Linked DNA regions of Homo sapiens: region 2 is linked to region 1. Evidence: chromatin loops called from intact Hi-C (ENCODE). Cell type or tissue: OCI-LY7. All regions are shown on one strand. Each heading gives the region's core, and the rest is flanking DNA. Links, peaks and the distances in the headings are about the cores only.

Region 1 (16,675 bases), core at 3,615-11,614:
AAAGTAAGATGGCTTTCGAAGGCAAAACCAAAATGAGGACCAGTAGACAAACTATTTTCACTGTTAAAATAGGAGACAAGCAACATGCCCCCTAATAATCAAATTGAGGGTGCTTTTGGAGGCACATTTATAATTCGACCAACTCGACATGAAATAGAAAAAAACTGTGTGCATCTTAGGTATTTGTTACAAAACATGGATCAAAACTATTGCACATGGCAACTGATGTTTTGAGTGTTTTAAAATGTTATTTTTAAGAATGGCAACTTTTAGATATTTAATATTTTGATAATATCTTTCCACTTTTAAATAATTTTTATTTGGCGTATATTTTGTGTTAAAGTTCTCTTAATGTTTTCTATTATGGAATGGTTCTATCAAAAAGAGATCACTCTTGCAGTTATGAAAATATTTCATCTTGTCAGCAATACATCACTTCATAATCATAATAAACCATGCATTTGCTATCATATATTTTGTTTGCAGAAAGTTTCTGAAAGTTTTATCATAGCACTATTAAAAATGATTTACTATTTATTAGTATGATCACTTATAATTAATTTAAAATATTTATATAAAATATTACTAAAAAATAAAGACTAACTTACAATTTCAGGGATTCCCTAGAATTCTCAGGAATTCCAGCTTCTTATTCTCAAGTCCCAAACATTAATATTTCTTGGGAGTGTGAAAACACTACGTACAATGGTGCTTATGTAGATCTTGTAATGTAGATTTTGGCAGACAGAAAGTACAAGTTTCGCCAAGTAACATTATCCAGCATCGTAATAAATGCTAATATGAAAAGGCAAGCAAACTTAATAAGATTTATAAAATGAAAGCCACATTGCTTTGATGATGTGATAACGTAAAGGTAAAATGTCTCTTCCAACTTGTAGTACTTCTTTAGAGCTAACTTTTATTTCACTTAGAAATGTGTGGAAGAGTTAATCCCTATAAATAGTAATAATTATTACTGAAGTAGAAACTTAAATCCTTTGAAATTTAGATTCTAAACTAACATGCATTCTTTAAATCATTTTACACATGGTATCCCTTGATATTGGTGGTGAGAAAAAAGAATGAAAACAAAGAAATAGAAAAGAGGCAGTTCTTATATAATCTCACAGAAAAATAGATTTCCTTGAAAACAGTTTTTGGAGAGAAGCCTTGGGTCTGAAATAATTCAATAAAATAAACATCCTCTGAGCTATTCCTAATTTATCTTTACTTGATGGTGGTTGCAGATTGGATTCTCCAGGAAGCAGATGCCCAGATGGAGGTTGAGAGTCGATTCGCTTTGTTAGAGACCGACACCTATTAAGCAAGAAAAGGGAGGACGCAGGATTGGGCAGGGTAGCTGGCAGAGAGCAACGACAAATGATGAAACAAAGTCTCTGCCAGGGAGATCCAAGGCTAAGGTTGTCTTTGAGAAGTCCCATGTGGGGCAGAGTCGGTTCTTTCTTGTTACCACAACTTTGCAGGGGCAACCGGTAGGGCCGCCCTGAGAACAGCATGACTCAGCAAAGCTGAGGCAAACCTCCAAGCAGCTGCAGCTGGAGACTATGAGTTAGCCACACTCTACGCCTCAGGAAGCAGGTCCTTTTCTTTCTCTTTCTTTCTTTTTCTTTCTTTCTTTCTTTTTTTTTAATTTGAGATCTTGCTCTGTCACCAGGCTAGAGTATAATGGCGCAATCATAGCTCACTGCAGCCTCAACTTCCAGGGCTCAAGTAATCCTCCCACCTCAGCCTCCTAAGTAGCTGGGACTACAAGTGTAAGCCACCATGCCCAGCTAATTTTAAAATTTAGCTATCTCACTGTGTTGCCCATTCTGGTCCTAAACTCCTGGGCTGAAGCAATCCTCCCATCTAGGTCTTCCAAAGTACTGAGATTATAGGTGTGAGCCACCGTGCCTAGCCAGCAAGTCCATTTTTTAAAGGGAATCTGAACAGCACATCTCTGCATCTGCCAGACAGTAAATAAGACCAAAAAGGCAACAACAAAAGGGGTCTTATGTTCTTCCTCATGAACAACAGAACCTCAGTAACCACTTGAAAAGTTCTTTAACAAGTATAATGTATATAGAAACTTTTTAGGAATTAGAACTACTTTTGATATGTGTGTCATAATAAAATAGTAGCAAATTGAAGTATAAATTATATTCTGGGATATTGATGGATTCCAATATATGTAAATTTCTTACTAAACCAGAAAAGTATAGGAATGTTGGCACTAGATTACTGACATTAATTGGTGTGCAGCAAATAAAACTATATATTTTCTCCATCTCTTCCTGGGGTCACCTTGTATTTGCAAAGGCTCACAATGAGATAATAGGCCAGATTTGTAAAAGGTACTCTCCGTTTTGGCCCAGGCAATTAAACAGAAACACAAAAACTGCCCCCACAATTGCCTAATTGCAGGTGCAATCAGTAACTGGCAGGTGCAATTAGACAGGAACCTCATTCAGGAGCTGTGAGTGACAGATTAGTCAATTATTCAATAGTAGACACAATGATTTTCACATGCAGTTTTGTATTCAAAGCTACTCATAGACTTTAAAATTGATAAATGATGGGTAAGACTCATGAAAAAAGTCTTTCCCAAACTAATTGTCTATCATTACCAAAGAAGAGACTGATTTGATTCTTGACCTCATCTATGAACTTGAGTCAACAAAAGAGAACAGTCCAATCCCTGGCTTAACCCAAATTTCTTAAGAATCCTTTGAAGAATGAGAAATTCAGGATCGTCTTAGACCTTCTAAGGCCTCTCCTCACCTTAGCAGATCTTTAATACTCTTTCTGTCAAAGCACATGACATTGGAGTCAATCTAAAACTTGCCCTGCATGAATCATTTATTCAGCAAAAATTGTGAAGAACCATCTCTGTATCAGGGACTGAGATATGAGTGATAGGACATGATCTCTGCCAAGAGGTAATGAGATGCAATAATTGAAGAGATGTGAGGGCAGAGACAGAAGAGAAGGAACCCCACCCCGCCTAGAGTAGACTGGCAGACTCCATGGGATAGGAGCAGGCATTGGACAGAGTCAAACAACAGGCTTCAATGCAAAGGGGTATATATTTATGTGAGAGTATAATCACCTGTCAATCATCAGGGATAAAATGCCATCTAATAATAGCATATTCCGTTTCACAAATTAAAATGAATAATTCTTCTTTAAAAGGATGATTCTACTACATTGATTAGGGTAAACTAAACGCTTTACTAAATATACCTAAACATAGTTTTGACTCAAATGCCACAGAAATCCATTTAACAAGATAATAGATTTCAAGTCAAATAATCAATAATTTTATCAAGTATAAAAACACTACATACCATAAGTGAAAGACAAAGATCATCAGCCTGAATTTACAAAAAGCACAATCCAACTATATGCTGCTTATAAGAAACATACGTAAGTATAAAAAAACAGAAAGTTTCAAATAAACAAATGGAAAAAAATATACCATGTAAACATTAATTTTAAAAAAGCTATTCTAATCACAGAAATACCAAAGGGTACATTTCATTATGACAACAGGATCAATCCAACGAGAAGACATAACAACCCTAAATGTGAACACACATAATAATATAACCTCAAAATATATAAATTTAAGAATTGGTAGAACTAAAGGCAAAATAAATGAATTCACAATCACAGTTAAAGACCGTGAAACACACCCCAGTAACTGATGAAACAAGCAGCCATAAATATCAGTAGAGACACTGGAAATATGAACAATACAAAAACATGTGATGTAATTAGCATGCATAGAACACTACACCCAACAACTAAAAATACACGTTCTTTTCAAGTGCACTTATTCTAGGGCTAGCTATGACCTACTACTGAGGCATGACGCATTTGGTATCTCTGAATGCCCCAAGCATTCAGTGAGGCCTACTGACTTTGGCTAGATAGAATCTGAACATCTCCCAGACCTATGCCAGCTCTAGGAATCACAGACTTTACATCTTCCCTGTCCTTCTTGCCTGGCATCATGGAATTTCATCCTCTGCATGTTCACTTTAGTGATCAGCAAGGGAACCAAGAGAAAACCAGCACAGATCTCTGGCACTCTTTCCCTGCATGGCTCCTTCTAGTACCCTGTCCCACCAGTTCCAGCATCTCCACCACCTTGAGCCCTGGTCTCTGTCTTCTCAGCTCAGCAACACCACCATTCTCTGCCTGGAATCCTCTCCCTACACTGAGGTTGAGAAAGTGCTTCCAGGCGGGAATCCATGGCTGTTGGTTCACCTCATTTGTTTCCGTTACCTGCAGTCTATACTCCAGGGTCTGACAACAGTTGTTTCATAGAGTTGATTCAATTTTCTACTTGTTTAGAGCAGAATAGTAAGTTTGGGCCCCATTATTTCACTATGGCTGCCTGGGTTTTTTTAATCCCTTTAAAATATTTTATTGATCATTGATGTGTATGGGCTCACTAAACAATTTTGATAGAAGCATTTTTGTCCAGTTTCACCATTCTAGTACTGTTCATTTTTTATATTGCTGAGAATATACTTCATCTTTGTGATGCCATATACAGATCAGCTCACACAAAGTCATTAGGCTATGAAGGGCAGAAATCTTAGAATCTTGCAGTAGTTGAATTCAGATCTAAAAGGGTACTTAAAAGGTCTATTCCAACCCCTCATTTTCAAAAGTGAAGTAGTAGAAACTGACTAATTGTTCATTGAATCTGTTTCCCCTTCTTCCTGGCCAAAACTAGTATGTATTCACCAGCCTGATGTGCAATTAAGTATGGCCATGTTACTCATTGCAGCCAATGAAATGTGAACAGATTCTTCAATTCTTTCTTCATCTACCAGCTCGATTACTGAATGACCATGTGGAAGTCTGGAGAGCAATAAGAACACCCAACTGGCCTTTGTACAAATAGGCATCCTATCTACTTTTAAAGTGTGAAACCACTGGGAGTTGGCAGCTGCTCTTACCTTCATAGATGCATAAATGGGAACTGATGCCCAGAAGGGAAAATGACAGAGTCCATCAGTCTAAGATACTTTTCACACCCAAACTGTTTCCATATTAATTCTATAGCAAGGGCCAAGACCAGGCCTGATGTGTTGTTGAATCATTTTTCAGTACCTACAATAGTGCCTCTTCTTTTTCTTTTCTTTTTTGAGATGGAGTCTCATTCTGTCACCCAGGCTGGAGTGCAGTGGTGCAATCTCAGCTCACTGCAACCTTCACCTCCCGGGTTCAAGCGATTCTCCTGCCTCAGCCTCCCGAGTAGCTGGGACTACAGGCATGTGCCACCATGCCCATCTAATTTTTGTATTTTTAGTAGAGACAGGGTTTCACCATGTTGATCAGGCTGGTCTTGAACTCCTGACCTCTGATGATCCGCCCGCCTCGGTCTCCCAAAATTCTAGGATTACAGGCGTGAGCCACTGCGCCCAGCCAATGGTGCCTTCTTAATGTAGCTTTTCAATTTTTATATACTATATGCCAGTAGAATATGATGAAGGGAAAAAGGCTCATTCCCTTTCCGTATGCCCTAAAATAGCAGGGCCCAATCAGTAAATACCTTCATAACGTTTACCCCAAACATATCTGGCCAAGCACATGAAAGGGAAAAAGATCTTCATCAGAAATTGTAATCCAGAGTAGGCTGGGGGACTTTTTATAGTAGTGGCTATTTGCCCAGGAATTTTTAAAGAAGGGTAAATTATGAAGCTGAGCGAGTAATCAAGTACACCTTCATCTGAAGATTTAAATACCCATAGGTAGTACTCTGTGCAGAACTCACAGATGCCAAAAGTCAATTGTCTCTACCAGATAAGGACCTTGGTCATGTAACTTAGCCTCTGTGCAGCTATCAACTGGTTGCCCTTCAACTCCAAATCCACCTTTCTTTGACCTGCTTTGTAATACTCTAAGACTCGGCGTTGCCCTCTGAATAATGGGACATGACATTGACACTTGCTTTCTCTATGTCAAAGAATTCCTTGAGGATCAAACACAGCTGGGCACCAACGCACTGCATATGGTGTCAACAAATCACCTCTGTGTTATTATCATCAGCACACTCGCCCCAATCCTGGGGAACTATTTCATGTCAATACTTCTCTCACAAGAGGGAATTTCTGTCCCGGAAACATGTCAGCCCTGATGACACACAGTCATATGGAAATAGGAAGCTAACAAGCATTTCTCCTCTCTCCAGTCAAAGCAGCTGTTTCTACACCCTTCTGCTTTTGCACCTGCCCCCAGTGCTGTAAGTTCTATGGAAATTCCACCCTGGTGTCAGCTCCACACTGAGAGGAAGGAAGGAAACTCTTCCTCAGGTCCCTCTGACCACTGTGGGAACCAGTGGTCATCAGGGTTGAAATGTTTCCATGTTCAGGGGATGTAGGATGGTTTTCTCTCCCTCTTCTTTTATTGAAATAAGCTCTCAAGTCCTGTCATGAAAAGGTAAAGCTTTCCTTTACAGGTAAAGTCCTGCAAGACAGGGCTTGAGAGCAGCACCATTTCTGAGGCTATTTATACACCCACAGTGCCCAAGGGTCAGGTGCGGCCATGAGCATAAAGCCAAACGACTGAGCTCTGACAAGGCTGACTGATCACTCTCCGCAGATTAGTTATTTTCAAGGCAAAGAAGTGCAGGTGCATGGCTTCCTGCAACTGAAATGACTTGCCCAGTGAAGACAATGCAGGCACATACGTCGTGCTTCTCTGACACAGCCAGTACAGTGCAGAGAAAGTCTCTAACCACAAGCTGACCAGGCTGTGGCCTTGTGGCCCCGGAGTCCCAGTCTCCCTGCCAAAGCCCAGATTCATGGACCCCACGCAAAAAACAGGTGTGAGGCAGTGAGGGCGGTGAAATGGTCTCTATTGTTTTTATAATAATCTCTTCTCGTTTTCTATACGGCAGCTTTCATTCAGTCCATTAAATGCAATTTCCTGGCATCACCCAAGCTTGAAAGGCCAGATCAAAAGTACAGAGTGTCCCAGCTGTGTGGTCCTCGTTCAGACCGAACATTAACCACAGCCCTTGCAGATGATTTATTCCATTGGAGACATGGAGACACCCTGTGTGCTTCCTCTCTATGGGATTGGCTTTATTGTTCTCCCGGCACTCCAGTTGTGCAGACATTTCCTTCATGTGCTCGTCTCTCCTACAACAAAACAATTTTGCCCCTCCTTTGATTTTACACCTGTAGGGCACATAAATGGGGAGGACCTTGTGGAGCTGGGAGAGCCCATATAGCTCTGACAGACAGACAGACACACTGCCTGCCTCTGTGAAGAAAGTCCCTTTCAACCTCATGTTTTGGGAAATGTAGTAACTCAGAAAGCTGAATTCTGTGCCAATGATCACATTTTAAGATTATATTTAAGGAACCTAAAAGGGAAGATGCAATATGCTTGGTACACAATAGGTGATAAATAAATAGCAATAGTCAAAGTAATGGGGAAGGGCAGGGTGCAGTGGCTCATGCCTGTAATCCCAGCACTTTCGGAGACTGAGGTGAGTGGATTACTTGAGCCCAGGAGTTTGAGACTAGCCTGGGCAATATAGTGAGATGTCATCTCTACAAAAAATTTTAAAATTAGCCAGGCCTGGTGATGTTTGCCTATAGTCCTATCTGCTCGGGAGGCTGAGGCGGGAAGATGGCTTGAGCAAGGAGGATGAAAGTTGCAGTGAGCAGAGATCGTGCACTGCACTCCAACCTGAGAGAGAGAGTGAGACCCTGTCCCAAAACAAACAACAAAACAAAAAACAGGAAAAAAGGTAACGGGCGTTAGAGGAGCATGAGGGCTGAACCAAGGGCCCTGACTGTGACTGCAGCATTGGGCGATGGCCCCTAGCTTCGTTAGAGCCCAGAATCAGTGTTTGTTTATCTTTTAAGTTCATAATCACACTCATCTTTAACATTTTCTTACACCCATAAAGAGGTGGCAGAGGAAAGAGCACTGGACTAAGGGACCAAGTCTAAGGTCCTGTTGCTTTTCCTCCTTAATCAGCTCAAGTCATCTACCCGCTCTGGTCCCTGTCTGTTAAGATCAGGAAGGATAACCCTGACCTCCTACTTCCCAAGGGTTGTGGCAAAAACTAAATGAGACCAGGAAAAAAAAAAAAAAAGGCTTCAAGAAAGGTAAAAACAGTAAGTGGAAAAAGTTGTTTTTATCTATTAAACAAGATAACTAAAAAGTGTAACGAATCGTTTGGCAAAATCTGAATTAGCTCCAGAATCAGAGCTCTCCATGAGGACAATTGCTTTTCCCCTTCAAACACTTGCATGTGGCTATTTCAGCTTTATGGCCCTTGTATGTGGCTACTTCCCTATGACAAAGCCAACCACTCATAGGTAGAACTGCTCCATAAGCAGGCTGTCCATCTTTCCATTTGAGTTTTCCTTGAAGGAAATCAAACCATTTTATCCCATACTTTGAAATGGCTGCTGCAGGGCAGGCAGACTGAGGTGGGGGAAACTTGCATCTGTAGAGAATCTCCAGTGATGTAGCCAGGCCTTCTCTTTCTAGGTCTTTCCTGGATCTAGGAGAAAAACTGAGAGTCTGTCACCTTTAAAAGCCTGAAAAGAAGCAGCATCTACTCTCTCTGAGGGCTACTACCTGAGAGGCTTTGTCTACATACTAAGGTCACCTTTGCCACCCAGGCGTCTTCCTTTTCCTTCTCACAATCTGTCTTTCCACTAAATCCTAATTTACCACCATAACCTGTTTGGGGCCATGCTCTGAGTCCACATTCTTTTTGCAACCTCAGGAAGCTTCTGTACCTCATCTGGGCTTGGGGCTTCATTCTGAAGTTTCCCGTGTATACATGTGACATAAATGTGTACGCTTTTTCTCCTGTTAATCTGCCTCATGGTAGTGATTTTTCTGCAAACCTTTAGGGGGACAACCCTTGAGCCCCACACCCTCCTGGAATTTTCTACCTCCAGAATCAGGTAAACTGCATCCTCTTCCTCCAGTCTGACTCTTTAGTAACAACTAAAGCTTACCAAGATTTGGCTGCCAAGAAACCTCTGCATTTCTGTGGAGTTTCTTGAAGACCCTACTATCAGCAGAACGCATAGGAATGGGGTTATAATGGTAGACCAACAGGCAGTAGGGCAGATATTTTGGCTAGATGAACTGCCCTCTATTCATTCGTGCTCTCAGCAACCTGCTCCTCCTCCAAGAACTCTGAATACAGCCTCATTTCAGGAGAAACTCATTTTCAGGAGTTTTGCTGCTGTCACAAAAACTACTGTCATCTGAAACATTCATAAATAGATTTGCCTGCAATTAAGCGACATGAAATAAATGGTGAGGCCAATGATACCAAGAGAAGAGAAGATGTCATCTGTTTGTTAGTTTTTTTAAACCAATGAAGCCAAAGCTTTGGAATGCCCAAGTAAAAATTCAGTGTGTGCAGTGGAAGGCAGCATGACCCAGTTCTCAAACTTTCTTTGCTCAAAGTGCCCTAGCATCTCTGTAATTTGTTCACAGTGCCCTTGTGCCAAAAGAAATTTCTAATGGTTCCCCTTATTAAGTACTTCTTCGGTTATAAGCGTGTATGTCCTAGGAAGCTAGAAGCCATTTGAAAAATAAGACACAAATTGAAAGAAAAGAGGCCATTTTTATTTCATTCTAAAATAGTTATTTACTAATAGCTGTATATATCCTTAGGGCCCCACACAACTTCTCAATCCCTGGACTCAGAGTGGACATTGCTACTCTCATTTCCAGTTTCATACTGATTTTTCCACAATAGGGACTTTTTATCTAAGCCACTTCCAAAAATCCAGCTTTGCAAAGGTATGTTATTAAAAGGAATACAGCAGGACCCACTGTTGAGACTGAACCATCTCAACTAGTAGTCCACACACTGCCTGACAGATGTTGAGTAGCACTGTGTTTCCCTAGAAAACTGAAAAATTTTCGATAACCTGCAGGGCTTGTCTGCATTCACTATAGTCCACTGGGCTGCTTCAGAGCAGGACTAAGAAATCACAGAAATCACAGAGCAGGACTGAAAGATCCCTGGGTGGGGCAACTGAAGGCCTGGGTTCAAATCCTGACTGCCTCCAGCAGCTGTGCAACCTAGACCAAGTAGCAAACCTTTCTGGGGTTCAATTTTCTATGTATAGAAGGGAGGTGAGAATCCCTAAAGCACAACTTACTCTAGAATTCTCCCCTATAAAAGGGTAACTCCAAAGTAATCTGCACATATTTTCAAAAAGATACAGAGAAAGTGTGACCATAAAACTATGCTCCAGTTTCCCAAACCAGTCTACAGATCTCCTTAAAACAGAGACATGAGCTGTGACCACGGCAATTCTGATGTGGGTCTGAGATGGGGCCCTAAATGTGTATTTTTTTAAAGTTCCTCCAGATGATTCTGTTGCCTGGATTAATTTGGGAATCATTTCCTACTGACAACACAGCAAAATCGACAGCCTCGTGCTCCAAAGCACCAAGTCAGCAAAAAATGTTTGTGCATATTAAAATCTATCTCATTATTTGCTTTTAATGATACTTCATTATATTCTCTTTTCCCTTTTAATTTGGTTGCATCACTCAAGTGGTGTGTTTGATTCCCAGTTTCTTGTCAGAATAGCCATGATGCCTCACCCTGCCGCCCTAAAGCTCACAGAGACAGGAAAACCAGAGTCCCCAGTGTGGCTGCACCGGGTCTCCAGCTGTCCGTTTGCAAAAGATACAAAAACCGTTTCATTTTCACAATAATTTTTTTTAAAGACTTCCCCAGATATCTACATTTTCTTTGGCAGTTTGACTTCGATGACACAAAAGTTCAGGGTCAACTTTCCAAAAAATAATGAGGAAAGAGCCAGCCAGCTGCTCAGTTGTGTCCTCACTTTCAATGCTGATTGCTGCAAAAGTACACATGAAATTCTGATGCAGACAAATTGTTCCTTTCTCACTGAACTCAGCTAGAAGGCTGGAAGGGACATTTGGAAAGATGGTCATTCATGGGACTTATTTTTTAAAACATGAAAAAGAAGAGAATTTTAAAGCAACATCCACAGAGTCGAAGTTTAGCTTCACCAACAATTATTTCCTCTTCAGTGAGAGTTAGTGGCCAGTTACAAAGTTCAATGTTTGGGTTTGGGTTTGAGGGATATTTTTTCCCCCACTACTGAGACAAAGCCGTAATCCATGAAATATAGCAGATATCTCATGGACCTAGTTCTGCATGCTTGCAAACATTTGAAATTGCACTTGCGGTACATAAAAGATTTATAATGATCTTACCCACAAATATAAATTCTGTCCCACACAGGATAGAAAGACCTAGAAGCAGAAGCAGTGAACAGCTGAATGTGAGCAGAGTCATAAATTCAGAACACTTACAGCTTTGTAACAACCCTATCATAAATGTGGCTGATTTCAATTTAATTTATAGGACTTTGCAGCCGGGTCCAAGAATGTCTTTTGAAAACTAAGAAGTTAGAAGCAATAACATATAGTTTCTATAGTTTCAGTTTCCAAGAAAATGTCCATGGTCTTCAGGTGGCTCTGATGAGACAACATCCAGGCCATCCTTGATTATGCAAAATGACTTGGGGGAAATCCCTAAATTCATTGCAGCAAAATGCAGGCGTCAAAAGAAGGCTCAGAACACATACTAATGTCAAACCGCGGTGCACATAACAAAGGCTTGGCAGTGGGTTTCCAGGGAAACCATCCGGTAGAGTAGGAAAACCCCAATCTTTTGTAAGACAGATCAATCTGCATTCAAAACCCAGTCTCTCCTCCTTAGCTGAGTAATGATCACATGAGGAGCTGAAGTCCTCTGAAGCTCAGTTTCTCAATTTGGAATAAGGTATTTACTGAGCATTCTTTGCTAAGCACTATGCTAAATGTTTGCTTATATCATCCATCTCAGCTATACTACAACTTCATGGTGCTTTTTAAATCCCACTTTACACATGAGACAACTGAGGCACCCAGAGATGAGCCCTTTTCCTAGATCTGACCTTCTTTTTTTTTTCTGAGACAGAGTCTCGCTCTGTCACCCAGGCAGGAGTGCAATGACGCCATCTCGGCTCACTCCGACCTCCGCTTCCCAGGTTCAAGTGATCCTCCTGCCTCAGCCTCCCAAGTAACTGGGACTACAGGCATAGCCCAGCTATTTTTTTGTATTTTTAGTAGAGATGTGGTTTCACCATGTTAACCAGGATGGTCTCGATTGCCTGACCTCATGATCCACCTGCCTCGGGCTCCCAAAGTGCTGGGATTATAGGCATGAGCCACCGTGCCTGGCCCTTACCTTCTATACATGGAGAAAAGATTTGTACGTAGGCAGTCTGACTTCAAAGTTCTTGTCATGACCATTATACTAAAGTCCTTCACTCTAAAATGCAAGTACCTGGCCGGATGCAGTGGCTCACCCCTGTAATCCCAGCAATTTGGAAGGCCAACGTGGTAGATTACCTGAAGTTAGGAGTTCGAGACTAGCCTGGCCAACATGGCAAAACCCCATCTGTAATGAAAAATACAAAAAAATCAGCGAGACATGGTGGCACACACCTGTAGTCCCAGCTACTCCGGAGGCTGAGGCAGGAGAATCACTTGAACTCATGAGGTGGAGGTTGCAGTGAGCTGAGATCACACCACTGCACTCCAGCCTGGGCAACAGAGTGAGTCTTCCTCTCAAAACTCAATACGTAAATAAATAAAATGCTAATACCTGAATCCACCTCAGAAAATGATGGATTGATGTAAAGTACACAGGACAGTGCTTCTTAGCTCCCTTTTCTGAGATGACATAAAGTCTCATCCACTATTATTTTCAATAATTCACTGCATTGGCCCAAATAAAGTGATGAAATCTGCTAAACTCCTGGCCACTTATCTGCCTAAAATGTCTTCATCCCCTCAACCCTCATCCTAACCTGGGAATCATAGTGTAATGAACCTTCATCCCAGGCAACCTCTGCATAGCCCTCTCAGTTCTAGGGAGATTTTAGGGTCAAATTTTTCAGGTTTTATAAGAGTGTATCTCATCTTCAAAGGAGAGTCTCTGTGTGTCTCCTCTGGGAACTCCCAAATATACTCAATTATTACTTTTTCTAAGAGCAACAGACAGCAGTCAAGCACCCACTACATATCAGGCCTGGTGCCACCTGCCAGAGACACCAGAGCAAGCCCAACCCACACATTACACCCATCGAGCTTAGAGTTCAGATTGGAGACAGCCAGGAAGCAGCAAGGTCAGAACTGTGCAAAGGTCCAGAACGTTCAGGGAAGCAGGGAGGAGCCACCCAGCAGTGGGGAGCCTGGTGGGCAGATAGAGCTTCCTGAAAGATGTGGCCTCAGAGCTGACACAAAGGCTGGAAGGATAACCAGAAGAAATTCCAGGAGAAGCCACCTAGGTAGATGTGGCCAGGATGCACGGCTGCCATCAGAACAGGAGAGGCCCAGCTACAGGGAAACAAATGTGGAGGGCGGGAATGAGAAGAGAGAGGCGCGAAATGGACCAAATATCTCACCAAGATGATGCATCGCTCATTCGCTTAATAGACAAACTCTGGGAAGTGCCAGCACATTCTGTAACCTTACTACAAGCCCTGAAAGTAGAAAAGACGCACGCAGCACAAAATGACTGTATGGCTCTTTGCTCTGGATACAACCCAGTGAAAGTTAAATATAAATGCTTGAGAATAAATCAGAAGTCATATACTTATAAAAACTTATGGTATCAAAATTGCTTTGCAGCAAAACGTAAGACGTTCTAATGGTCTTTGCTTCCCTTTCCCCTGAACCCAGCCCCTGTGAAGTAAACACCCTGTATCCCCAAAACTACTTTGCAAACAATATCTTGCATAGGTCTGATTAACATGCATGATGTATAACGTATTTCTGTATGTGCAAAGCAAAATTCCATTGAGTAAAATGTACTCAGTATCTTAAAGCAAAGAATAATAACTTCTTTCCTCTGAGTCTAGGAGTTAATTTTCATGCTGGACAATTTTTTAATAATGTTGGACACACCATGGGATTTTTGGAAGTTCATTTCGTTTTGAGACTTCTTAAGTTATAATTTTTCTTCTGGCTCAGATGGATCTTTTATCTGTTCTACCCTTAATATTCCTGCTAATCTTAGTATAGAAAAGCTTCATAATTTGAAAAAGAGAAGTTTAACAAGACATGAGGCTGATTGTTTGCACAATCAGAACATCTAATTGAGCTATAGTATTCTAAACCATGCTTGCGTGCAGGGAGATAATTTTTCCTTCATTTCCTATTTTATCAGAAAATTAACCTTCATTTAAAACACTGTGGTCTGAAACACTTTTATAGCTACATTCTCTCCGCTGTTCAAAAGAATTTGAATTTTAAATTTGCCATCCTGGTCTTTAAAAATGAAACAAACTGCGGACGCTTTGGGAACCAGGTGTTTATGATCAAGGAGACATCAGAATGTGACCCGGGTCCAAAGCACTGCTCCTGCCAACCAAGGGGACTATGCTACCAGATCTGTTTTTAGTTTTTCAACCTTTGGTGAAATAATGAGGCTCTGAATTTGCATAGCAATCTTTTTGTCTGAGAACCTAACAGCCCCGCAGATCTTTCATTTCATTGCACAAACATTGGAAGCCTTTATTAAGTACCTCTCTGCATGGAGAACTCAGCTTGGCCCCAGACAAGCCAGACTTGAATCCTGCAATGATGACACAGAGTTGGCCATGGTACAAATGAAGTTAGGTAATTCATTTGACACACAGTTCACTAAGCACTCATGACACGTATGTAACCAGAGTGGGCCCAAGTTCATCTGGGGTCACCTTGTCTTATAATATTCTGGAAAAAATACCCAAACTGTCATTTCAGAGATTGCTGATATTTCTACCAGGAATTTAGTCTCCATCAAAATATTTCTAAAGATTTTGAGACAGAGTGAAGGGTAGGAGGGGGCACCGTCTCACATCTAGCCCTCTGTTATAGGTTGAATTGTGTGTGCCCTCAAAATGGATCTGTTCAAGTCCTAACCCCGGGCGTCTGTGAACATGACCTCATTTGGAAATAGGGTCTTTGCAGATGTAATCAGGTTAAAATGAGGTCATTAGGATGGGCCCTCTGTCCTTATAAGAAGAGGGAAATGTGGACATAGATGCACAGCAGATGCAATGTAACAACAGAGGCAGAGACTGGAGCAACACAGCCGCAAGACGGGAGTGCAAAGGATGGCCGGCAACACCAGAAGCTGGAACAGACAACAGAGAATTCTCCTTCACACATGAGAACACGGACAGCCCCAGAGATTAGCCTTTCGCCCAGCTCTTGCCACTTACCCATGGTGATGAGATCTGCATGCAGGCATTCTGACTCCACGGTTCTTGTCTTGACCATCGTACTAAAGTCCTTCACCCTAAAATGAAAGTAACTGGGTCCACTTCAGAAAGGTTTCAGGTTTCAGAGAGAGTGAACCCCTGCCAACACCTTGATTTTAGACTCCTGGCTTCCAGAATTCTGAAATAATGAATTTCTGTGGTGTCAAGCCACCCAGTTTGTGGAGTTTTGTCATGGCAGCTTCAAGAAACAAACACACCATCTCAGTTATGTCTATCTTCCCTGCCACTCGGCTCCACAGGTAAGCAGGGATCCAGGCCTTTAACTCTCAGACTTCCCTCATCCAGTACTGTCACGTGTAACAGACCTTTAGTGAAGGGCTGGGTATAAAAGAGGAGAATTGCTGTACAGACCAGAAATAAAACCCCATGTCTTTGCTGCTGAAGTTTAGCTTCCAGAGGGGACCCTGGCTGGCCCCGCCAGGGCTGTGGTCCCAAACTGTTGGCAGCGGCCAGCAAGCTTTTTCCCCTAGAGTTCTTATCCTACCTCCCACCACAATTCTCAACTGAAATCCCCATTTCTAGGATTTGCCCGTAAGAAAATGCAAATTACTTTATAGCAGAACAACCTGTCTACTCCAAGAAGGTTCCTGTTTTCCTTCTATGCAAAACACTTACATCCTCTTGGTCTCAACCACTCCAAACTAGACTCCCCCAGAACCATGATCTGATCAAATAACCAAAAGGCTCCTTCACAGATTGTCCAATAATGTGTCCTCACCATGGGGGCTCTGGGAAATGGTTTGCAAAGAACCCCTCACATCATAATCACTTTGAGTGCCTACTAAAATGCAGATCCCACTGGATTACAGATTTTTTAGCGGGAGTTTAGGAACCTTCGTTTTAAAAGGGTCCCAGTGACCAAGAGCCACAGTGTTAAAGCCAAGAGCACAAACTTCAGCCAGCCTTTAAAATAGCCATTCTTTCCCCCCTCGATAACAATGCCAGGGGTAGAGACTGACAGGCTCGCTGCAATGTCCCCTTGGACCAAGTTTGATTTTACTCCTGTTACAAATACAGTATGGAAGCTCCAGACACCCTCCCACCAACCTCTCCCTTCCCAGCACAGGGATGGCTCCTCCCTGGCCAGGCCTTAGTCTCACAGGTGGCACCCCCTTTGCTATTGAACTTGAACCCCGATGCCACTTAGCAGTGGAGACTTTGGGCACTCTAGTCAGAAAGAGCCACTTCCTCCTCTGGTCTCCTCCCACTCTCAGGCCCCAGCCAGATCCTCCAGCAGTGGCCACCTCCCTCCTCACTCCAACTTCCTCTTTCCTAGTATCTCCTGAGACTTGGTAAGACCACCAACA
Region 2 (16,675 bases), core at 3,525-11,524, 200 kb after region 1:
GGATCCTGGAACTAATCCTCCATGGATACCAAGGGATGACCTTATTAACATTTTCTCTAATTTGCATCAAATCTTTTTATGTATACACATTTTGAATTACAGAAGTAATATGGATATAGTATCTATTAAAGTAGGAGGAGGAAGAAGAAGAAAGAGAGAGAAGGGAAGTAAGGAAAGAAGGAAGGAGGGAGAAAAACAGATAAGGGTAGAGAACTAATCACACATAAAGCAGAAGTGTGCCAGGCATGGTGGCTCATGCCTGTAATCCCAGCACTTTGGGAGGCCGAGGCAGGCAGATCACGAGGTCAGGAGATCGAGACCATCCTGGCTAACACGATGAAACCCCGTCTCTACGAAAAGTTCAAAAAATTAGCCGGGCATGGTGGTGGGTGCCTGTAGTCCCAGCTACTCGGGAGGCTGAGGCGGGAGAATGGTGTGAACCTGCAAGGCGGAGCTTGCAGTCAGCCGAGATCGCGCCACTGCACTCCAGCCTGGGTGACAGAGTGAGACTCCGTCTCAAAAAAAAAAAAAAGCAGAAGTGACTTTTCAACCAGTTCCAGGACTATCGAGCTTATCTGCCTCACCTTCTTTTCTGAAACAACCTCCCTCCTAACCTTTTTATGTTCACATGCATATATATGAATCCATCTATGTATGCATTGTTTTGTGTGTGCTTAATTTGCATGAATATCACACTCAAAGTTCTATTCAACTTGTTTTTTCACTTATCACTATAGTTCTGAGTATCTATTCATGTTGACGTATACAGATCTATTTCTGTCCTTTTAATACTGTGCAGTATTCCATCTTATGAAAATACCACACGTCATCTATCCAGTTCTCTATTAAAGGACATGTAGGCTATTTCAAATATTTTGCTATTAGAAACAAGGCTACAATTAACATCTTTGTCCATGAGTTTGTATGCATTTGTTGGAATGTTCTTCTAAACTGTATGCCTAGAAATGATATTGCAGAGTAGCTGGGCCTGCATGTTTTTAGTTTTACCAGATATTGTCAAATTGCTCTCCCAAGTAGCTCTGCAAATTTAAACCTCCTCCAACAACGTGTAATGCCCGTATTTGTGCAAAAACTTGACACAATCATACTTTAAATGTTTGCCAACTTCCCTCATGACTTTAAGTTTTGGTATCTTGATTTCATATGCAATTTAGATATACAAGTAAAAGTGAACATTTATGTGTATGTTTACTAGCAGCTGTGTGTTTCTCATCCATGAGATGACTTCATATCCTTTACCCATTTTCCACTGCATTTTTTCTTTTTCACTTGTAGTTCTTTACATACGTTAAGTCCTAAACTTTTGATATTGGTTAAAAATTAACATTTTTATAGAGTCGTTGATCATGGAGAGAGTTTAAATATTGATATTGGCTAATCGCGTCTCGTTTCTGAAAGTTCCCTCTGTATCTTCTTCTGTAATTTTACATTTTTTATTTTTCAAATTTAGACACTGAGTCCTCCTGGGATGTCTGTTTTGTATGTGGTCTGAGTTAATGGTGATCTATTTTGTCCATAAGCAAAGACAGTGATAGCAACATTATTTATTAATAGTCCATGCCACTGCACTCATCTCCCAAGCTTCCCTTTCACATCACAAACTCCCACATGTGTCTCTTGTGTGCTCTTCCTCCACCTGCCTGGCCACCCCTGTGCTGGCTCATCCTGCTTCCATTCCTATTGCTTTATAACATGTCTTGATGTCTGATAGAGAAAAATCTCTCTTATCCTTTTCCTTTATAATCGTCTTGGCTATTCTTGCCTTTATTCTACTATACACATTTTTTATAATTTCATTTGGACGTACGAATAAAGGAATTACAATGACTTGGATTTAAATTGCATGTGAATTACAGGTTATTTGGAAAGACCAACAGCTTTACAAAAATAAGTCTTTCAATCCACCAATGCCGTATGTCTCCCTCCATTCTTGTCCTTCCAGGTGGGCTTTTATCATTTTCCCCATGAAGATGTTATATCATTTTGTTATATTTGCTCCAAATTTGTTATACTTTTGTTTCTTTTGTAACATAGATATTTTTTCTTACATTTTCTGCTTGGTTCTGACATATACAGGGGTGGTTCAAAGGGAAGTAAGATCAATTATTTTGCAGAAGCAAAGAAGCTAAAGCTAGTTCTTTGGGGGTAGAAAGCAAGTGGTTGGAAGATGGGCCTTCCAAGCAGAGGTAACAGAAGACCCCACTCAAACTACTATAAGCAGCTTGGCTGGGCTGAGTGGAGTGGCATGGAAGCTTAGTGGGAGAAGGTGAGATCCAGTACGTGGGAAAAGGCCAGGCCGCAGTGGGACACAGAAGTCAAGCCCATGACTGTGATGACGGAAGGGCACAGTTTCTCTCCATCAATCCCCCAGTTTGACCAATGGGGCTTTCTCCAAATTTCTCATGGCCCTGACTTGTTTTGAGTAGCCAGACATGGACGCAGCCCTGGCCTTAGAGGGAGCACTGCCTTAGTAATGCAGAAGGAAAGAAAAGAGCTAATTACTGGACTTTTAAAAATGAAAATACACTTTTGGACTTTATAGAAGAGATAATAGTTTCAGAGAGCAGACATAAAAGTAGCTTGGGACTAGACAAAGATTCTCAGACAGGGCAAGAAAGAAGAGAACCAGAGGGGAAGCCAGAGGGTCCAGACAACTGGAAGCAGACGCTGGAGGTGTTTCCAGAAGATCTGAGCATCAGGAGGACCTGGGTTTGCCTCCAGGGGGTCCCAGTGAGCAGTAGGAGCCCAGAGCCCTAGGGGAGATGCATGTCCAGGCAGTTGGGCCCAGGACAGCCTTCTGGGGCTTCTGGGCGTGGGCCTAGGAGTCTCCCATAAGAGGTGGAAAAGCTTTGGTAGTTTCCCAGTTCCCAAAGACCCCGAGGTATTTAAGAAAGCAGAGCCACGTAACCTGTGGTCCCAAGATGGGGCTGAAAGCAGCTAAAGGAGAGATACCTGGCAAGGCCCTCTGCCTGAGACCGTCCATCAACAGCTGGGCCCAGACCACATTACACAGTCACAGTTGTCAGAGCTAGCACTCATTCAGCTCCTACCGTGTGCCATTGTTTTACGCACTCACCATAAAGTGACCCATTTAGCCAGTACTGCCCACGAGACACGCAAGAGAAGAAGAGGAGCCCCTGCCTAGGCCCATGCATTAGGGAACAACATGTCACAAGTGCAAACAAATTTACATATAAAGAACATACATGGAAATGCCTTGTCATTCATGATTGGTACTCAGCACTGACACAGTGTGGTTCATCTGTGGTTGGCTGAATAATGCCCCCCCTAAAAAATATGTACATCCCAATTCCCAGAACCTGTAAATGTTACCTTAGATGGGACTTTGCAAATGCAATTAAGGTAAGGATTTTAAGATGGGGTCATTATCCTAGATTATCAGGGTGGGCCTGAAATGCCATCATCACAAGTATCCTTATGAGAGAGGCAGAGCAAGATTTGACACACAGGGGAGGGGAGGAAGCAATGCAACCATGGAGGAAAGATTGGAGTGGTGTGGCTAGGAGCCAAGGAATGCAGCCTCCGGAAGCTGCAAGAGTCAAGGAACAGAGTTCCCCTGGAGCATCTTGAGAGAGTGTGGCCCTGCCAACACCTTGACTTCAGCCCAGTGAAAGTGATTTCAGACTGTGGCCTTCCAGAACTGAGAGCAAAGAAATACCTGTTGCTTTAAGCCACCCAATTTGGGTAATTTAAGAGTAATTTTTTAAAGGAAATTTAATAGGTCATCCTCAATCCTCTGCTCTCATGACTAATGCCATTCAGGCCCGGGGAGGCTTCTTCACACAATTAGACTTGTGTCCTTGAAACAAAAGAAGACTGTACCCAATGGCCATGAAAGTCTGAAGGCTGGATACAGATGCCACTTAGGAGCACTGCAAAAGATGAACAGTGGAAACAATTAGATGAGAGGAAAGACAGAGGGATGCCTCTCTCCAATCCTCCCTCTCAGAGGGCAGCTCTACCGTAGATCCCTAGAGGTGCCAACTGTCCTGTCCTTGCTTCTACTCATGTTCCAGTTCATGGTTCCAGAGATATACACAAATCGGTATGGTGTCTGCAGCAGATGGTGACTGAGGAACATTCTGCAACATTAAATGATTCATACTACTGTCACATTCATAGATAGGTGGATATAGACATCATATGCATATAACATGACACTAATCTTTTACATGGGCAACCAAAGGACTATTGAACACTAGAATTGCAAGGAGTTGCTATTAAAACTGTAATAAGGTATTTATTTTTCAAAAGTAACTAAAAACTTCACCTGTATTATTATAATTTGATGTTAATCGTTGAAATGTATTAATTATAACGTATACTTTTGAGCAAATTATGTTAAACAATTTGAAAGAAAAATAACTTTTTGAAAACATACATGGAAAAGAAATAACTTTAATGTCTTGAATTAAAATATTTTTAAATTTATATTTTAATGAAAATGTATTCAAATTTTGTATATCTTGAATACAATTGTATTTGATATTTTAATCCTTTAGATCTTTACTGTTACCAGAACCCAAATTCTGTGGAAATCTTAAGTATAACAATATAATTTGTTATGTTGCTAAAATGATGACAAGAAAATTAAGTTTCACGTGGAATGAATATACGATAATACATAAGTTATGTGTCTTTATTGCTCATCCAAACATCACTGGCTCCTTCAACAACACAAGAGTTCCAACATGGAGGAGTCTTCTATCAAGGTAGATACTTAACAAATGTTCACTGAGTGAGTGAGTGAATGTGGGTGAGTTTACATGGCGGTAAAGCCAGATAGTGCAGGTCCTTGATCACTGGTCAGACTTTAGCCAGGATGTGATCAGCATAGAGACTCCTCTTGCGCAGGGGAAAGATGCTATTAGAGCAATGTAAGGGAGATTAATCGAACATTTGGATGCAAGAGAGGCTGGAATTAGGAGAAATCAAAAGTAATATAACTATGCACTTTTGCTTTCACTTTTAACTTTTATGTTTTCACTTCTTTTTTTTTTTTTTTTTTTTTTTTGACAGAGTCTTGCTCTGTCGCCCAGGCTGGAGTACAGTGGCGGGATACGGGCTCACTGCAGCCTCCACTTCCCAGGTTCAAGCAATTTTCCTGCCTCAGCTTCCAGAGTAGCTGAGATCACAGGCATGCGCCACCACTCCCAGCTAAATTTTTTTGTAGTTTTAGTAGAGATGGGGTTTCATCATGTTGGCCAGGCTGGTTTCAAACTCCTGAGCTCAAGTGATCCTCCCACCTCGGCCTCCCAAAGGCCAGGGATTACAGGCGTGAGCCACCGTGCCTGGCCTGTTTTCACTCTTTTTAAGCTGTGCTTCTTTTTTCTTTTGAGCCATGGGCAGGAATGCCCTGACCTCTCAGGTGCAGGTGTGCAGTACTGCCCTCTGGAAGGAAGGCCTCTGTAAGTACTGCCCTCTGGAAGGAAGGCCTCTGTAAGTACTGCCCTCTGGAAGGAAGGCCTCTCTGTAAGTACTGCCCTCTGTAAGGAAGGCCTCTGTAAGTACTGCCCTCTGGAAGGAAGACTACTCCAGCTGTTGGGGGTGGCTTGGTACTGGGGAAGATCATGGACTTGGAGTTTCTCAGGCCTCATTTGAGTCCCAGCACCACCACTTCATTTACGGGGATTCTTAGGCTCCCATCTTAACTTCTCTGGACCTCAATTATTTCACCTGTAAAATAGAGACAAGGCTACCTCCCTCACGAGGTGGTTGTGACATGAGAAACGGTGTGCAAAGCATAGTTAGTGACTAGGAAATAGTGGGTGGTCAATAAATAGCAGCTGCTACGTTCCTTCAGGCTCCAGAGCCTGCACGCTGCGTGCAGATCCCATACTCCAGACCCCTGCCGCAGAAGGGTGGGCCAGGAAGCAGCAGCTTTGCCTTAACCATAGCGAGAAGCTTGTCAGAAGTGCAGGGTCTTGGCCATTTCCCCCAGGCCAACGAATCAGGGACTGCATTTCAGCAAGCTCCCAGGTGACTGGTGCACAAGATGGAGTCAGAGAAGCATCTAGAGCACTAGTTTCTAGTCCTGACCACACATTCAAATAACCTAAGGAGCTTTAAATAACCAGTGCCCCAGCCCCACCCCAGACATATTCATTCAGAATCCCAAAGAATGGTGTGAGCCTGGGCTTTATTCAAAAGCTCCCCAGGTGACTTTACTGTCCAGCCACAGTTGAGCCCCACTGGCTGCATCAAAATACATGAAGCCTCAGGACATGGTCTCATTATGGCTTTGGTGGACTCTAGGCACCTTTGCCTCCAGGAGTCCCTTCCTATGTAAAATAATATTAAAAATTAGTTTACTATGTCTTGGTATAAAGAGAAATATGTTAATACTATATAGTAAGATATTTTCTTTAACGTTTCCTTTTTAAAATTTTTTTTATTATACTTTAAGTTCTGGGATACCTGTGCAGAACGTGCAGGTTTGTTACATAGGTATACACGTGCCATGGTGGTTTGCTGCACCCATCAACCTGTCATCTATATTAGGTATTTCTCCTAATGCTATCCCTCCCCTAACCCCCAACCCCCCAACAGGCTCCAGTGTGTGATGTTCCCCTCCCTGTGTCCACGTGTTCTCACTGTTCAACTCCCACTTAGAAGTGAGAACATGCGATGTTTGCTTTTATGTTCTTGTGTTAGTTTGCTGAGAATGATGGTTTCCAGCTTCATCCATGTCCCTGCAAAGGACACGAACTCATCCTTTTTTATAGCTGCATAGTATTCCATGGTGTATGTGCCACATTTTCTTTCTCCAGTCTATGATTGATGGGCATTTGGGCTGATTCCAAGTCTTTGCTATTGTGAACAGTGCTGCAATAAACATACGTGTGCATGTGTCTTTATAGTAGAATGATTTATAATGCTTTGGGTATATACCCAGTAATGGGATAGCTGAGTCAAATGGCATTTCTGGTTCTAGATCCTTGAGGAATCGCCACACTGTCTTCCACAATGGTTGAACTTATTTATACTCCCACCGACAGTGTAAAAGCGTTCTTATTTCTCCACATCCTCTCCAGCATCTGTTGTTTCCTTTTTTTAATCTTCTGATTCAAAACACAAGCATTAACACATTTCATAGGTCCCTGAAAGTGTGCAGGCCTGAGGCATTGAGCCCCTGGATATGTTGGCCCTGCTTTGGGATATTATATAAAGGTAAGGGTGGAAAACATAGTTAATGAGAGAAGAGAGTTCTTCATGGAGCTGTAAAGCTGATGGCTCACAGAAAACCTGATCCAAGGAAGAAGAGGGAGGAGGAGAAGAGGAAGAAGAAAAGGAGATAGCAAAAAAGAAAGGAGGAAGGGAAGGGAGGAAGGAAGGTCCAGATTTTAATAAAATTCTAACCTAATGGAGGAAGTGCTGGGCGGGGTGGTCAAGAAACACAAACACCTGCATCTGTACAGCTATGATGAGGAGTTAATGCAAACAATGTCTACTGCACACCTCTATCCACTCATCCATTCTTTTAATCACTCGTTCTTTTGTTTCTCCAGTTCACAACAGAACCCCACACATATGCAAAACCCTAGCAATTTAAAGATGCAGAAACTATCATCCCTTCCTTCTATGGGCCAAACACTTGAGTCAGGCAACCCCATCCATGCCTGGTTTATTTCATTACTTTCTCAAGAATGTTAATGCAAGATTGCTGGGATGACCACACTTAATTAAAGCAACATGACCAAGAAGAAATCCCCAGGAACCACGTGGAAGTGCAGCGAAAGCTTCAGATATTCCCCCTGTAATTATAAGTTGTGTGGCCTGACAGCTGCTCCCAAGAGAGGCTTTTTGTAAATTATTTTTATTATTATTTTTTTAGAAATCTGGCATGAAAGGATTGGTTATAAAGGCGAATCCTTGCTGGTAGAAATCTTGAGTGGACTGTCTCCACCCCGTAGCTGTCCAGACATAGAGAAGAGGTTGAAAAGAGAGCAGAGAACTAAACAGAGACCACCCCACATAATGGAAGTCAAAACCAGTGGAAATAAAAATTTGCCTTTTCATGAGCACTTTGTTAGAAGAGGAAGTGAAGAGAAAAGTAGTATTCAGAAGTTGCATTTAAGCTGAGTAATTAGAAATACAGTACCACCATTCAATGCACAAAAGAGCAGGGAGTTTGGATGTGAAAATTAAACATTTTGAATGTGAAAGTTTCAGTAAACAAAAGATTAATTACTATATGCATCGACTTTTGCATTAAAAAACAGCCGCCAGGCCTGCATGCTTCTCTGTGATTTCCTGTGTAAAGGATAACTCTAAACTATGAGTTTTCCATAATGAGATTTTTTTAATATGAGGAAATGTATGCAAAATATATGCAGGTGGTAACATTTCATAACTAAGATGCCTTGCCAGGCAACATGCTAGAAATCACTGAAACTCAAGAAAACGTGTTCGAATCTAAATTCACATTTGGTGAATACTTTGCTTGTTCAACACACTTTATAAATACTAACTAATGCTCCTGAAATTGATGTAATGTATTATTTCATCCATTATAGAAGCAGAGAAACTCATCTAAAGAGACCCAAATGCATCAGAGAAGGAACATGGCCGAATGGGGCCTGGAAATCTCAAGTTCTCAGAAGCCATCCTCTCACTGACGAGGTCACTGGGAAAGGACCAAACAGACCATTGCAGTTTTGTGATCCCCAAACCAGAGCCGCACCTGGGCTGGGGTGGGCCCTCAATGAATGTATAAGGAAGGGAGGGTGGGAGGCAAGAGGCAAATAAGGGAGGGAGGAAAGGAAGGAGGCAGGAAGAAATGAAGTGGAATGGGATGGTAGAACAGACAGGTTTGGGGGTGTCATGGTAAACCCCTCAAGAAGTTATTCCAAGGTCTTTTCCAGGGCAAAGTGATACCGAATAGTGTAGCTTTATTAGCTTGATGGTGAGTATTAAAGGATTTATTGTATGTTTTCTAGAAATCTTGAAAAAATATAAATTTCTATGCAACAAAAAGGCTATTGATTCACCAGATCTTCAAATCTTGTCTTTCTCTATCTTCATTGAAGTAAGTCTTTATCCACTTCTGCCTTTTAAAATGAGTCGATTTTCGGCCTAAGTTTCTCCTCTCTTCTGGACTGTGAAGGCTCCTAGGTCTTTCTCAGAGCCCTGGTCACTCCCAGTGGGATTACCATCTCCGGCACTGACAGGTGTCTGCCCTGACCTCCGTATACACGCACAGACATGGATTAATATCAATGCAGAGAGAACGCACGTGCATCATGTGCTGTTCATTCAACTGAGAAGTGAAGGATGGCATCCCCATCACATTCCCAGAGTGCCTGATCCATTACAGAGCATCTATAAATAGCCATCGAGAGAGAATTTGGCATTGGAGAGCACAGCATTCACCCCCCAAACATGCACAGCTGGCAATAAGGCCCAACACCATGGCAGGTGGAATACCAGAGGCTCCCATCAGGCTGTGGTGTGCAACTGTGAGAGCTTCCACCAGTGGGGAACTGGACAGACACCACGAGTATAATGCCTAAGACTCTGGAGAGGTTCTGGGGAAGTGGTCATCACAAGGATAATGGAATTGAATGGCCGTTGCTAAGTGGCATCATTTATTGGAGAAAGACAATGAAAGCCTGAGAGTTATTAATCACCAACCTCAGGTGAAGCGTGTGAGTCAGAAAACCTTCCTGGCAGCATATAAGTAGGTAGGCTCACATCTCCTTCAGCCAGATGGCAGGAAAAGCTGAAGAGCTGGCTTAGGCTTGAATTACAAGGGCAGAAGAGCTCCAGAGATGGCTGAACTTTCAGCCCTGACAAGTCTGCCATGCCAGCTGAGGACCTGGTTGTAAAGGAGTGGGACTCTAATATTTGGGATGGGGACATCCGGGTCAACATCCCCCCAACAACTGTGAGAACACTCTGGCCTTGCAGAAGGGTCTCTCTCCTCCTTGTTAAAGGCTAGTGCTCCCCCCACTTGAAAAATGCTGCAAGGCAGGGGTCCCCAACCCCTGGACCATGAACCAGTATCCATCCATGGCCTGTTAGGAACCAGGCCACATAGCAGGAGGTGAGCAGCGGGCAAGTGAGCATCACCACCTGAGCTCCGCCTCCTGCCAGATCAGCAGCAGCATTAGGTTCTCATAGGAGCACGAACTCTGTTGTGAGCCGCACAGGCAAAGGATCTAGGTCACATGCTCCTTATGAGAATCTAATGCCTGATGATCTGTCACTGTCTCCCATCACCCCCAGATGGGACCATCTAGTTGCAGGAAAACAAGCTCAGGGCTCCCACTTATTCTACACGATGGTGAGTTGCATAATTATTTTATTATATATTACAATGTAATAATAATAGAAATAAATTGTACAATAAAGGTAATGTGCTTGAGTCATCCTGAAACCACCCCCCACCCCCAGTCTATGGAAAAACTGTCTTCCACAAAACCAGTTCCTGGTGCCAGAAAGACTGGGGACCCCTGCTGCAGAAGCTCTGCCCCACAAGACAATGTGGGCATCTCCCTGATGCATGCACCCCTGGGCCTCTGCCCCCACTTCCCCTCCCGCTAACCGGGCTGATCATGAGGTTCAGGTCACAGCAGTACATAGATGGGGAAGTGCAGGAAGTGCCTGCTACAGGAAGAAAGGCCCCCAGAGAAGCTGCAAGACCTCATGGAGAGGCATGGGCAGAAACCAGGAGAATGTGTGGGGCTGGGTTCTGAGGGTACAAGACTAAGACGGTCAGAACCTAAGCTTGGAATAGGGAGAGTTTATCAGTGTGGGCCTGCCCTTCCATGATCCAGGGTTGTAAACTCTGGCAAGGCCCCTAAGCAGTGCTAACGTGCTCTAGGAGGGCTCCTAGGAGCCTGAAGGAAGCAAAGGTCCATACTAAGTTAAGCAGAAATGCCTGGGCCGCCCTCCTGCCCATGAAGGAAGGGACAGAAAGGCTCAGAGGAGTATGCCCTCTAGAGCAGGTCCAGCACATCAGCTCGGAAAGCCAGCCACGCCCTTCAACCAGAGAACATGCCAGTTACCAGCTAGATAAAGAACGCACTGCTGAGAGGGAGCCTGCGGAAACAAGCGGGGCGGCTATGCTGTTGTTACAGAATTGGACTCTTGAATGCAAAGGAGGCCAATGGAATCCCACAACAACAGAAGCTAGTGTGTCATTTGGCAGGGAGCAAGGTAGGCACAGTGACACAGGGCATCAAGCCCAGAGTGGCAGCTGGAGCACCTGACCCCATCTGCAAAGGGTAGATATATAGCAGGAGAAAAGGGCACCTCTCAATCCACACACCCTTAGCAAAAGCTTTTCTCAAGGGAAACTAGTCAAGAGGCTTCAGGAAAATGACCAATAGAAAGCTACATTTCAGCCCTGGAGCTGAGCTCATTTTCAGACCTGGAACCCACTGACTGAGGGAGAGGGTGAGCCCCGGGAGGAAGGACCCTCCAACATCACAGCAGTGTCTATACAAACATTCTCCCCCATCACAGCAGTGTCTGTACAAACATTCTCCCCCAGATCGTCCACAAAGAGACACATGCCATGTGAGGACCACTGGGCACAGGATCTGAGGCGACACTGGTACCTAGGGACCTAGGCCTGGTCCTGAACCCTCTGTTAGAGTGGAGGTGTGCAGGGGCCGGTTTTGAAGGAAGAGGTAACCAAACCCAGCTCACAGTGACTCCCCTGGGTCCATAGACCCAACCAGGAGCCCTTTCCCCAGCCTCCAAATGTAGAATTCAAACTGACTTTTGAAATTGGTAAAACTGCCACATTAGTTCCTAGGAGTCGGTGGTAGGAACTACCACCATGGGGAAGTTCAAGTGGAGGCCCCCCACTCCCAGACACACACATCAATGCAGGAAATCAAAAATAATATCACATCCCAGAGGAAATGCCAGAGATTAAACACCTAGAGGATGCGAGGGCTGCACCCAGCACACCCCTATTTAATTCACGTCTGGCCCTAGAAAATCCCGACAGACCCTAGAGGATGACAATGGACATCTGCAACTCGATCAGGCAGTTGCTGTTTGTAACTGGTGGGGAGCAGCTTTCCTGGTGCAGGTGAGCTTGGTGGCCTGTGGCCCAGGAATGCAGCCCATACCGGGTGAATGCATTCTTTTCCACTCTTATCAGGAAGGAGAACCAGAACAGGCTGCGTTCATGTGGGACACCTGGCAGGCTGCTTGGGAGAAGAAAGCAAGATCAGAAGATTGAAGCGAGCTCATGGGAGCAGCACATCATGGGTGCTGGGCATGGGTGCAGAGCGTGTTCACACCCGCCAGAGCGCAAGCACCACTGGGAAGAACTAAGCATCCAAGTGTGCAACTGGCCAGCTGCTGCCAGCCCCTATCACTGCCACCATGGTGCTGACACAACAGGCAATTTGTTGACTAGAATCAAATCATCATTCACTTACAGCCTGACCTTTCCTGCCCAAGGGCTTCAGCCAGCTCCAATGCCCAAGGGCCCATGGCATGTTTGATTTGCCAGCACATGATCCCACAAAACATTGCATCAGACCAAGTGTCCGACCTTGCAACAGAGGTGGCACAGCATGGGATCATGAAATCCGTGGCCATCCTTTTGGGTCCTACCACCATCCAGAAAGCTGCTGGCCTGATAAAACCATGGAACTGTCTTTGAAAGATGTAGCTGAGGCTGGGCACAGTGGCTCACACCTGTAATGCCAGCACTTTGGGAGGTGGAGGTGGGCAGATCACTCGTGGTCAGGAGTTCAAGACCAGCCTGGCCAACATGGTGAAACTCCATCTCTACTAAAAAATACAAAATACATGGTGAAACTCCATCTCCACTAAAAAATACAAAAAAAAAAGCCAGGCATGGTGGTGCATACCTGTAATCCCAGCTGCTTGGGAGGCTGAAGCAAGAGAACTGCTTCAACACAGGAGGCAGAGGTTGCAGTGAGCTGAGATTGCGCCACTGCACTCCAGCCTGGGTGACAGAGTGAGACTCCATCTAAAAAAAAAAAAAAAAAACGTAGCTGAAACACCAGCTTGGAGCTGATCCACTGCAAAGATGGCACACGGCAAAATCAATGATCATCAAATAGTACTGTGTCCCCAGCAGGTAGAACACGTGGATTCCGAAACAATGGGCTGGATGCAGGTGTGACCACACCATTACTCCCACTCCAGGAATCTGTGCTCCCAAAAGGGGCCCATGTCTGCACTTTGGGCCCCTTGCAGCAAGCATCCAGTAGGCAAGGAAAGGAACTGCCAACCTGGGGAATCGCAGGGGGATTCTCAGGAGGATGAAGCTACTGCACAATGAAGCTACTGACTCCATTCGGCACTCAGGAGATCCATCAAGGTGTCGCCTTGGACTCTTTCATCCATATTTGATGGTGAATGGACAAGAGCAGCAGCCAAAGCCAAAGGAGGACGTGACGACCAAGGGCTCGGGCTCTCAGGCGTGGAAGTCTGGACCACCCAACCAGGTAGGCCACCTAGAAATCGAGGTTAGAGATGGAGAATTGTCAGCACAGAGGCAGTGGTTGACATGGGGAGAGATTACAGGAGCCTCAGAACACAGTGAGGAGACGCTGGCACGGAGGATCAGTAGGAAGAGGCGATCGCATTGATCAAGCTAATAAGAGTCCGAAACAAGCAATGCTGTTGTGGGAATGGCCCAGCCTATCACACCATCAACATCAATAACAACAAAAAAGTTAACGACCCACAGGACTTGCAATCGTGAATGAAGAAGTGTGATGCTGCTTTGTCTCTGTCAATGTTTACGCGACTGGACAAATTCACTCATTCCTTGATTATCATTCATCTCTTCGTATTGGGGTGCTTTGCTGCCTTCTCCCCTCAATGATAAAAGAGGATAAAATTCAGTTAATACGTGCATTTTCATTACAAGACAACTAAAGAAATTACCCTTATTTTACTTGATATGTTTTTACACTCTGAGGAATTGGGATAATTTGGGAAAAGTGGCAATTGTGGGAGGTCCCACACCTGCCTGCTCTCTGCTCTAGCACCTTTGGGGAAGCACATCTGTCCCCAAGAACTGCCCACGTGCATGGAGCCTGCAGGCAGCCCTCCAGCCAGCGGGAGACAGTTCTGCTTTAGAGACCCACACATTTGCAAAGGAAACCACATCAACTCCCTTTGCTCACCAACATAGTTCTTCATTCATAGATTCAACCCAAAACCATCAGGTATTTGAAGAAAATAAGTAAATAAATTGTTAGAAGTCTAGATAAAGAAACAGGACAACTGACCCTGGTGAAAAGAGGAATAATTATTGGACAGAAAACAACTTTAAAAAGATGTAACTGGCATGGTCAGAGAGACTGGCTATGCTGTTATAGCCATCCCCAAAGAACTCACTGCTTGGGGAAAGGAGGAAGCAGAGAACAAGAAAGTACCTTGGCAATTTAGAATCTATTTGTGAATATTAAACATTCAGTATACAGGTTAATTAAAATTTGAACACAGCTAAAGACCAAGTTACTAAAGACCAACAGCACAAGCTGCAAAAGACAGAGAGAAAGAAAATATGAAAGGAAAATGAAAATGTAGAGAAGCTAAACCCAGAAGGTTCAATATCACCTAATCTATCTCCAGAAGCAGATAACAAAGTGCCAGGAAGGATGAGTTAAAGGGCGTTTAAAAAAGACCTACATATGTCCTGTTAACATTTCAGAACCCCAAGGCTAAAATAACAACTGCAAATACTTCTAGAAGGAAAAAAGAAACCTATAAAGAATAAGAAGTAACTCGGCCTCAGATTTATCAGTAGAATGTAATATTAGAAGACAAAGGAATAAAGCATTCAAAAATTATAAGGGAAAATTATTTTGAAACTAAAATTACATTCCAAACTATCAATCAAGTGGGGCAGTGGAAAATAAAGATATTTTAAGAGTTGTAAGACTCAGAAAGTTTTACTTCCCTTTCTGGGAAAAAAAAAAAAAAAATCACAGAGCAGTAAATACTCACCAGGTACTTTTCTTAGCACTTTTCATGTATTAAAACTCCTTGAATCTTCACATCAACACTATGGCATTATTAATATCCTAATTTTACAGATGAGAAAATGTGGCACAGAGAGGGTTACACTCTGTCAAAATGAAGAAGAAGCTCAAGGAAAACGATGCTATGCAATTTAACTCATGGTGAACCACGGAGGAGATCAATGATAAGAAATCTGAGATTGACAGCTATACCCTGTGCCTAGAAAGCAAGTGACCAACTAGAAGAGAAAGTAGGAGGGATTGGAGAAAAAGGCCTTCAAGACAGAAGTGAATCCAATTACATATATTATTTGATTAAGAACCTGGAAAGTCTAAAAGATGCGTATGTCTCTTCTCTCAGTGGTTAGAAAAAACAAACAAACAAACAGGAAGCAAGAAATACCAAGGTGGGGGGTAGAGGAGATAGCTCCATAAAACATGCATGGACCAAATATGAAGCAGATTTAAAGGTGGCCTAGTTTTGAGGAATGGTTGTAGTTTTAAGAAAAGTAAAAATACGGCCGGGCGCAGTGGTTCACGCCTGTAATTCCAGCACTTTGGGAGGCCGAGGCGGGCGGATCATGAGGTCAGGAGATGGAGACCATCCTGGCTAACACGGTGAAACCCATTCTCTACTAAAAATAAAAAACAAATTATCCAGGTGTGGTGGCGGGCGTCTGTAGTCCCAGTTACTAGGGAGGCTGAGGCAGGAGAATGGCGTGAACCTGGGAGGCGGAGGTTGCAGCGAGCTGAGACCGCACCACTGCACTCCAGCCTGGGTGACAGAGTGAGACTCCATCTCAAAAAAAAAAAAAAAGTAAAGTAAAAATACATTTAATCTTGACCCTTGGAAGATTATCCTTCAAATGGCACTGTTCAGTGACATAAAAGTACTTTTGTTTTGCAGTGAAAATTTTTAAATAATCATAATAAAAGAAATGCTATATTTTAACTTTTTATTTTTATCATAGATTTTAGAAGCGTAGAAAGTTTAATTATAGTTACTGTAAAACATACACATATTTTAAATCTTAATGATGTAAAAATAATGGCATAGCCAGCCAAAAAGGAAAGAGAGGTAGGATGTATAGGGATGCTAATTTTCTCACCAACAGATAACATCTACAGTTGATGGAACTACAACACCAAAGGTACAATCCATTAAAGAAATAATTAATAAGGTAGACTTCATTAAAATTTTAAAAACTCTTGTTCTGCAAAAGATACTGTCAAGACAATGAGAAGACAAGTCAGTCTTGGGAAAAAACACATCTGCAAAAGACATGTCTGATAAAGGACTGTTATCCAAAATATACAAAGAACTCTTAAAACTCAACAAGAAAGCAAGCAGCCCAGTTGAAAAACAGATAAAAGATGTGGACACTTCACCAAAGAAGATATACAGCTGGTAAGTAAGCATATAACATCACGCGTCACTAGGGAATTCCAAATTAAAACAATGAGATACCCGTCGTAATAGGTAATAACAATAATGTCCACTATTAGAATGGTGCAGATCTAAAGCTGAAGGGTCAAGAAATAGAGAAGCATATTACTTAAAGTTTACAGATAGATTTCACAATAAATATAATCAGCAAGAATCAACATATGAAAGAGAGATGGTAGAGTACGGAAGGGCCCTACACTCTTTATCTTTCCTAGTG

Evidence for each region. Hi-C counts contacts between places; a loop is a spot of excess contacts. Peaks named below come from ENCODE experiments on the same cell type or tissue, not always from the same donor. Only the 100,000 strongest peaks of a DNase experiment are listed, where the experiment ranks them.
Region 2: it touches region 1 in a loop (2.8-fold over the local background); 2 of 110 quality-filtered maps call a loop at or near these places.

What each region holds. Positions count from the first base shown.
Region 1 is chr2:8,228,257-8,244,931 of GRCh38, forward strand. All of the region lies in intron 7 of LINC00299 (long intergenic non-protein coding RNA 299), which reads right to left. Among named protein-coding and RNA genes, the nearest start is that of LINC00299, 92 kb to the right of the region's middle. RefSeq lists an enhancer at 1,613-1,792. In OCI-LY7, for the core only: no CTCF peak of the experiment used is centred there; DNase peaks (open chromatin) are centred at 3,845, 5,865, 6,215 and 6,625; H3K4me3 peaks cover 2,892 bases; H3K27ac peaks cover 5,270 bases.
Region 2 is chr2:8,428,086-8,444,760 of GRCh38, forward strand. No RefSeq gene overlaps it. Among named protein-coding and RNA genes, the nearest start is that of LINC00299, 110 kb to the left of the region's middle. RefSeq lists an enhancer at 12,316-12,815. In OCI-LY7, for the core only: no CTCF peak of the experiment used is centred there; DNase peaks (open chromatin) are centred at 4,886, 7,446, 8,076 and 10,626; H3K4me3 peaks cover 2,480 bases; H3K27ac peaks cover 2,208 bases.